Regions from separate parts of the Homo sapiens genome. Here region 2 is linked to region 1. The links are chromatin contacts, found by Hi-C or POLR2A ChIA-PET in ENCODE. All regions are on one chromosome and are shown on one strand. Each heading gives the region's core, a stretch centred on a gene start or an enhancer-like site at or near the end of the contact. The rest is flanking DNA. Distances are from core to core; before and after follow the strand shown.

What was found. A loop is a pair of places that touch in the nucleus more often than their neighbours do. ChIA-PET counts read pairs that join two places held with the same protein, here RNA polymerase II (POLR2A). Pooled maps may share reads with other maps.
Region 2: a loop to region 1 is called in a pooled map, with 3 times the contacts of the local background. The contact joins two enhancer-like sites. A Hi-C loop is called at or near these places in 6 of 50 pooled maps. POLR2A ChIA-PET finds 5 or more read pairs at or near these places in 2 of 52 experiments (AG04450 and activated T-cell).

The regions. Positions count from the first base shown.
Region 1 is chr6:151,012,659-151,016,988 of GRCh38, reverse strand. MTHFD1L (methylenetetrahydrofolate dehydrogenase (NADP+ dependent) 1 like) reads right to left here. Exons shown (of 28, transcript NM_015440.5): 22 at 3,169-3,210; 23 at 2,009-2,109; 24 at 1,296-1,473. Among named protein-coding and RNA genes, the nearest start is that of MIR12131, 88 kb to the left of the region's middle. Within about 2 kb of position 2,493, at least 6 of the 41 ENCODE cell types and tissues checked have a DNase peak (open chromatin) inside an H3K27ac peak, as active enhancers do.
Region 2 is chr6:151,282,922-151,287,251 of GRCh38, reverse strand. All of the region lies in intron 2 of AKAP12 (A-kinase anchoring protein 12), which reads right to left. Among named protein-coding and RNA genes, the nearest start is that of AKAP12, 45 kb to the right of the region's middle. RefSeq lists enhancers at 3,041-3,090, 3,101-3,150. Within about 2 kb of position 1,856, at least 6 of the 41 ENCODE cell types and tissues checked have a DNase peak (open chromatin) inside an H3K27ac peak, as active enhancers do.

The DNA.
Region 1 (4,330 bases), core at 1,244-3,743:
AGCCCGGGCAACACGGTGAAACCCCGACTCTACTAAAATAAAAAAGAAATTAGCCAGGCACGCTTGCTTGCGCCTGTAGTCCCAGCTACTTGGGAGGCTGAGGCAGAAGAATTGCTTGAACCCGGGAGGTGGAGGTTGCAGTGAGCCGAGATCACGCCATTGCACTCCAGCCTGGGCAACAGAGCAAGGCTCTGTCTCAAAAAAAAAAAAAAAAAAAAAAGGCTAAGATAGTAAATTTTGTTATATATATATTTACCACAATGAAAATAAATAAATATATTATGTATGTATATATACACACACATACACTAGACATAGTTCAATAAAACCACAAGAGAAAAGAACCATAACAGAAATGAACAAGCAGAGGCCAGGTGTGGTGGCTCATGCCTATAATCCCAGCACTTTGGGAGGCCGAGGTGGGTGAACCATGAGATCAGGAGTTTGAGACCAGCCTGCCCAAGATGGTGAAACCCCGTCTCTACTAAAAATACAAAAACTTAGCCAGACGTGTTGGCAGGTGCCTGTAATCCCAGCTAGTCAGGAGGCTGAGGCAGAGAAGTGCTTGAACCTGGGAGGCAGAGGTTGCAGTAAGCCGAGATTGCACCACTGTACTCCAGCCTGAGCAACAGAGACTGTCTCAAAAAAAAAAAAGAGAAATGAACAAGGAAAATACCTCCCATGGTTTCCCAATCCTCACGAAATTGCTCTTGTTCCTGTGCAACTCCTGAAAGCGTCAGCTGTCAAATCCTGTTCGCTAAAGTACCTCCTCACTTAGGACTGCGATTTGGGAGTCTTCAAAAGCACAGGCTTTGGGACAAGGAGCTAGGGTCTGTACTTGGAAATGTGACTTTGTCATATGGCTTAAACTCTTCTACCTTTTTGTTTGTTTGTTTGAGACAGGGTCTCACTCTGTCGCCCAGGCTGGAGTGCAGTGGTGTGATCTCGATCTTGGCTCACTGCAGCCTCCACCTCCTGGGTTCAAGCAATTCTCCCACCTCAGCCTCCCGAGTAGCTGGGACTATAGGTGCACGCCACCATGCCCACCTAATTTTTGTATTTTTAGTAGAGATGGGGTTTCTCTATGTTGGCCAGGCTGGTCTCGAACTCCTGACCTCAAGTGATCTGCCCGCCCTAGCCTCCCAAAGTGTTGGGATTACAGGCGTGAGCCACTGCACCGGGCCTAAACTCTTCTATCTTTAGTTTTCTTATCTGTAGGGTTGTGGTGACAACAGAATGGGACAACCCATGCTAAGGTGTAAGAAATGTGAGCCATTGTTTTTACTAGATCTTACCTGAACATCATACAGGAACTGGAATCGGCTTCTTTTACTCGCAGCCTCTCTCACAGCCCGAGCCAAGTCCACCGATCCTTTTCCACCAACGGACCAGTGATAGCAGGGGACTGCATCAAAGGCACCAGCCCGCTTTGCAAGCTCACACACCAAGTCAATCTCAGCGCGGGTGTCGGTCCTAGTGAAGAAAATGTTTGTGGTTTTGCATCTGTATCCATTTAGCTATGTTTTCAAAGAAAGACTCACCATTTATACAGAACTTCGCTCCCTAACACTGAATACATTTTAAACATCAAAAGTGGTCACATCGTGTTTAAATAAATCAGACTTAAAGCATGGAAAAAAAAAGTCCTCTCTAAAGTGACTCAAATATTTCAAGTCGTTAAGGGTGTTATCAAGAAAATTCCATAACATATCCCTTTGATCATTCACAGTTTGTTTCAGACAAAAATGCTGGGTAGAATTAAAAAAAAAAAAAAAAAAAAAAGCCAAGGAGATAGTAACTCACTATATATAAATTTCACTTCCTTAATAACATTGTGAGAACACATTTGCTAAAATGAAACCAAACCAAATAAACAAACAGAAAGAACTGGGTATTTCTGTATACTTTTAGATGAAGCACAGAAAGACCAAATACCCCAAGACACAAATATCGTTCACAGGGTGGCCTAGTGATAATGCCCACATTTAAAGGAGGAGGCTGGACTTACTTGAAGACATTCAGAGCCACCACAACGGGAACCCCAAAGAGCTGAGTGATCTGAATTTGCTTCTGGAGGTTACAGCAGCCGTCTGCCACCAGCTGGATGTTCTGTAAAAAAGAAAAAAGCAAAACCCAGACCCCTGTGTATTGTCTCCCACCAAACCTGCCAAGCTAAACTGCCAGCACCTCTCTGGCAGGATTTGCTACATCTTTTTTCACTTTTTCCTCCAAGAAAGATGGCTGCAAGAATAAAGAGGTTCGTCTTCAAAATAATTTCTAAAATGATTCTGGATCCAATGGCATATGGGTGGGTCTGAAGCCTGGCAGCTCACCCTGCTGAGGACAGGCTGCAGGGTCTATGCAATGCGCCCATGCTCTGCAGGTTGAGGCCTGACAGGCACAAGGCCCCAGGTGGGTGAGGAGCTCTGACCAGGTATTCCTGGCTCAGATCCCTGGCGCCACCTGTAGGAGCTAAGAGGTACTGCTGCCAGCAAATCAAAGTCTATTTACAGAAAAGAGTAAGCCACTCCTGTAAATCATAAAGCCAACTGTATATAGACCTTCCATGACAAAAGAATACAGAAGTGTAAGCTTCATATTTGTTTCTGACCTGGAGACCTTGAGTTCCTGCTCTGATGGCTACCCTGGGAGTACACAATAGTAGACAAAGCCTATATCCATCTTTTCTTGATATTTAAGAGTTAACTGAATGAATTTTATCCTTTCATCCCATCCATTTCCTCTCGGATTCTTAGAACGGCACTTTTCTTTTCTTTTTTTTGAGACAGAGTCTCACTCTGTCGTCCAGGCTGGAGTACAGTGGTGCGATCGCAGCTCACTGCAACCTCTGCCTCCCAGGTTCAAGCGATTCTCATGCTGGGACTACAGGCGTGAGCCACCATGCCCAGCTAATTTTTGTATTTTTAGTAGAGATGAGGTTTTGCCATGTTGGCCATGGGTTTTGCCTGGCTGGTCTTGAACTCCTGGCCTCATGTGATCCGGTCGCCTTGGCCTCCCAAAGTGCTGAAATTACAGGTGTGAGTCACTGCGCCCGGACAGAACAGCACTTTTCTAAGAGGCCACTGAAGGAGGGCTCATTCACTGAAAGCCAACGAGTCACTGGATTTAAGAGATTCTTCACATAAGCATCTAAACAGCTCCTCTTACCTCCTCTGTATATTCTTTCTTAAGAGGAACACCAGCCGTTACCTGAAATAAGGAGAGAAAACATGAAGAATAATCCTATAAAAATGCTTACACAACCGATCTGAAAGAAAGAACAACATAATCACATTCAATTTTTAGAAATGTACCTCTATGTTTTGTGCTTTTAAAACAGTAGCTGGCAGCACTGGCTAAACCTAAACTCCTGCGGGAAGCTTTTAGAAAACACTGATCCCTGGGCTCCACCCAGACCAATGAAAGCAGAAGTTCTGGGAGGGGAACCTGGGATCAGTAATGTTTAAAATCTCCCTGGATGATTCTAATTTGAGCCAATGGAACAGTATGAAACTTCTCAAACATTGGTTCAAATTAGAACATAAAACTAATAATATGTTTAATACTTGATTTATACAGAGTACATCACCATTCGAAATCATTTTACGGTAATTGCCATAAAGTTCTGTTGTCCAGGCTGGAGGGCAGTGGCACAATCACAGCTCACTGCGGTCTCAAACTCCTGGGCTCAAGTGATCCTCCTGCCTCAGCCTCCCCAGTAGCTAGGAATACAGGTGTGTACCACCACACCCAGATAATTTTTTATTATTTTGTAGAGACGAGGTCTTGCTATCTTCCCCAGGCTGGTCTCGAACTCTTGGGCTCAAGCAGTCCTCCCACCTCGGCCTCTCAAAGTGCTGGCATTACAGGGTGAAACACTGTGCCTGGCCTTGTGGTTAATCTTATGTGTCAACTTTGCTGGGGCCATAGGGTGTCCAGTATTTGTTCAAACATTATTTTGCGTGTTTCTGTGAGGGTGTCTATGATGAAATTGATATGGAAATCAGCAGCCTCTGAGTAGGCAAGTTGTCCTACATAATGTGGGTGGGTCTCAACTGACCAGTCAAAGGCCTTTTTGAGTACAACAAAAAGACTGGCCTCCCCTGAGAGCAGGAGAATTCTCCAGCAGACTGCTGCCTTCAGACTGCATTAGCACCACTGCCTCTCCTGGGTCTTCAGCTTGCCAGCCCACAGTGCAGATTTTGGACTTGCCAGCTTCTGTAATCATGTGACCCAATTCCTTACAATAAATATCTTTCTCTATATATACACACATCCTTATTGGTTCTATGTGTGAAGAATGCTGATTCATACAATGGTTAGTTTAAAG
Region 2 (4,330 bases), core at 607-3,106, 270 kb before region 1:
AAAAAAGAAAATAGACCGGGCGTGGTGGTTCACACCTGTAATCCCAGCACTCTGGGAGGCCGAGGCGGGTGGATCACAAGGTCAGGAGATCGAGACCATCCTGGATAACACGGTGAAACCCCATCTCTACTAAAAATATAAAAAATTAGCCGGGCATGGTGGCGGGCGCCTGTAGTCCCAGCTTCTCGGGAGGCTGAGGCAGGAGAATGGTGTGAACCCGGGAGGCAGAGGTGAGCAGTGAGCCGAGATCACGCCACTGCACTCCAGCCTGGGCAACAGAGCGAGACTCCGTCTCAAAAAAAAAAAAAGAAAGAAAAAGAAAATATGCTTACCCCATCGCTGCCACCCCAACAACTGTGGGACCTTGGTCAAGTCAACAGCAGTAGCTTTGGTTCTCACCTGACTTGTTTTGTTTTGTAAAAGACCTGAACTCTCTCGAGCTCTGAGCTCTAACCTTCTCTGACTCAGACCACATTCGGGACTCAGTCAAGAGGGGCAACTTACCCTGCTTTGACGCCTGGAAAGACAGAGTACAAAGTGGCTCGTTTGGTTCATATGCGCTTAAATAAATAATAATAGATAACGGATACCTCAATGGAAAGGATTCATTCCTTAACCACTTGGTTCAAGATCTGTAAGCAAACTAAATGATTTCAAGAAGTATAGACTATAACTGCTAGTGAAACAGTCTCCAATATTCACATGTGAGTGACTAGAAAGGGAGAGTTTCTTTGTTTTGTTTTCTGTTTCCGAAGAATGCAAGCCGACGCCCCATCCAGCGAGGGTTGGCGCTTCCTCATGAAGTCGTGTGGGCTTCTGGGAAATGCCCCCTCCCTGCTGTTACTGATCTTGAACCTTGACAGCAAGCAAAGTAGAACGTATGTGTGTAGTAACAGCACAGAAATGGAGCAGACAGGTGCCAGCTTTCTTGCCAACTTTATTTGAAATGCAAAGAAAATGCTTTCAGCCTGATGCCATTCCTGAAGCAAGTTTGCTTCTGCAGGAAAAAGGGCTTTCCCTAAACAAGTGTCCCATCAATGACTCACTCTCAAATTGCTGTTGCCTTAATCTTTTAAAAAAATTATCACCTCCATGGCTGTAATCCCAGCACTTTGGGAGGCCAAAGCAGGTGGATCACCTGAGGCCAGGAGTTCAAGACCAGCCTGGCCAACATGGTGAAACCTCGTCCCTACTAAAAATACAAAAAAATTACCCAGGCATGGTGGTGCCCCTGTAATCTCAGCTACTTGGGAGGCTGAGGCAGAAGAATCGCTTGAACTCAGGAGGCGAAGGTTGCAGAGAACGGAGATTGCGCCATTTCACTCCAGCCTGGGTGATAAGCGCAAAATTCCGTCTCAAAAAAAAAAAAAAATTATCACCTCCAGAAGATAATCATGTGATAGATGTAGATGATCAATCATAAAGCCTTTGCACTTTTGAACCAAATACTGACTTACAGGAAATGATGTGCTTTAAGTTTAGAGCATACACAGATTATCTTAGAAACTAGAAAATACATTTATTTCTTCATCAAACTGTACAAATGACTTCTTTTCCCCTCCACAACTCACCCAAATGATAGACTGTGATACTTTAAATTTTTTTGTTTTTGTTTACATAATCCTCCCCCCTTTTTTGCATGAAATTGATTTTTTTTTTTAACCCAAGACATTACAACCAGAGAAGTCACCGCAAGAAAGGACTTTGCTATAATACTCAATTGTCTCAAACTTTCTGGTTATTGTTCTTTAAAAAAATCCTTTTTTCATCTTTTCCACAAACTCTCCATTAAGAATTATAAGCTCTTTGGTAATCAGTAGATTGAAATAGATACACACACACACACACACACACACACACACACACAGTGAAATGCAGCTCTCTGATGTGTACTTCCTGGCAAGGAAAAAATAGTTCAATAGCAAACTCAGTAATGTGAATCACTGCCAAGACAGGAAAACATTATTTGGTATCCACTCCTATGACAATGGGAAAAATAGTTCTGAGAGTGAAAAGTTTTTATACCAATTAGGTTATGTCCTCTAAAACTGTTTCCAGTTATTGCTTCTGGGGACAGAGGGGACAATATATTTGCTTTGATATGTAAGTTTTCACAATGGAGCATTAGTCTTACTTGGTCTCAATACACTCCCCACTCTGTCGTTCATAAATCATGTTCTTCACATTAACTATTCCTAAAATAAAGTGCCTGAATCTTGCAGTCCAGACCCACCACATGCTCATACTGCATCTTGCATTTCATTCTCTTTGTTGACCTCCAAGTTCACTCTCCAAAGCCTCTGAATGTTCATCATTTTGCAAAAGCTTTGGTTCCACCCTGGGTCCCCATGCGTTAGTCAACATTTGATTAATCCCTGTGATGGGTTCCTATGTCATCTGGATGCGTCAAGTCAAAAGGAAGTGCCACACATCAAAGACAGAGTACTAAGACACATAGTACTAACAGGGAGGGGTCTCTTTCAGTTCTGTTGATAAGAGAAAGTGTACCAGAAAAAGTTGAGTTTTGAGCTGGATCTGAATAGGCAAAAAGTACCAATGGCAGGGAAGAGAGAAATAAGACATCGACATGTGTTCATTCTTTGTTTTTGGTTTCGGTTTTGTTTGAGACAGGGTCTTGCTCTGTTGCCCAGACTGGAGTGCAGTAGCTCAGTTATGGCTCACTGCAGCTCTGACCTCTCAGGCTCAAGCAATACTCCAGCCTCAGCCCCCCAAGTAGCTGGGACTACAGGCGCACACTGCCACACCCAGCTAATTTTTTTGTATTTTTTGTAGAGACAGGGTTTCGCCATGTTGCCCAGGCTGGTCTCAAACTCCTGGGCTCAAGCGATCCTTCCACCTCGGCTTCCCAAAGTGCCGGGATTACAGGTGTTAGCCACCACACCCAGCCATGCATTCTTATTTATCTCATGTCAGGCAATGGCAAAGAGTGCAATGTGGAAGTGATGCCAGGAGTTCTGGTAACGACATGACTCAACGTGCAGGTTTCAAAGATCACTGCATACCTGGTGAACGATGTGTGACACTGATCTGTGCAGACAGAAGTCAGAATGTAATGGAGCAATAACCAGGAGGAGATGCAAGGGAGGCTTCTGGGGCACTGGCGAGGTTCTCCAACCTGACCTGGGAGAGGGTTACTCGTGCGTTCACCTTGTAAGAACTCACCAAGCTATACGCTTAAGACTTGCTCGCTTTATCAGATATAAATTGACCACAGACAAACCCTAAAAACCCCCAAACCAGCAATCTGCCTGCAGAGAGGAGCTGAAGGAGAGCAAGCTGGAGGCAGGAAGGCTGCTGCTGTGTCCATTCAGGGGAGAAATGAAGCCAGGGAAGGCCCTGTGGACAGAATGGGTCGATGTGAAATGTCTTTGGAGATGAGGCCTGCGGGACTTGCCAACGGAAAAAGAATGACTCCCGGATTTGAGGTTTGGTTATGTCAGTGACAGCTTCTGAGCTCTCAGAAAAACACCTGACATTGCTTTTAACAGTGGGCTTTCTGTCTTTATACTGAATTCTGTCTCTGTCTCTCCCTCTCTTAGGCATTCTCTGATCAGAATGCCTCGCCTTGAGAAGAGGCCCTACCTGTAAGGTTCCTTCACCTCTAGGTGCCTGCTTCCTCATTGGTACAATGGGGATTTATAAGTGTCTATCACAAGTGTACCAAGCGCGTAGGACAGACAGCACCTGACACAGTAAGCACTAGTCAGTGTCAGCCATTAGTATTACAGAAAACAAATCACTGCTTTTGTTACCCTGTCCCTCTATTTTCTGGGTCAACAGTGAGACCATGTCTTTACTTGATAATACTCTTTTTCAGGCAAAGAATTAGCATCCTCGTTGGAAAAGCCTAGAAACCTGGAGACCATCTTGGGCTTTTCTGCATCTTGGTCATCCTCATGCTCCCTCAAATCCTACCATTTCTTTTGTGTTCAATGCTGTCTGTACCCATTGCTTGATTTCTGCCCTAGTTCAAGCTTTAGCATTTCATGGTTGATTTAATGCAATATCCTAAGAGCTGATCTCCCTGCCTTTGAGTGCCTCTTGTTTAGTTCTACCTTAACGCTCAATCTGTCATGCTGGTCTCCTTTAGTTCCTAAAGTGTGCCTCCTCACCGTCATTAAATGGAGCCCAGCCTCCTTATACAAGGGCCTCCACTTTTCTAAAATCTCCTGCTACCCACTTTCATAAAGGCTCAGTCCTGGGCCGAGAAGTAAGAAAGAAATCCTGAATACTCTTCAACAGTCATCTAAATTTTTTCATAACATGAGTGCAGGCTATACTGTGGGAAATTAGCAAGAGCTTAGCCAAG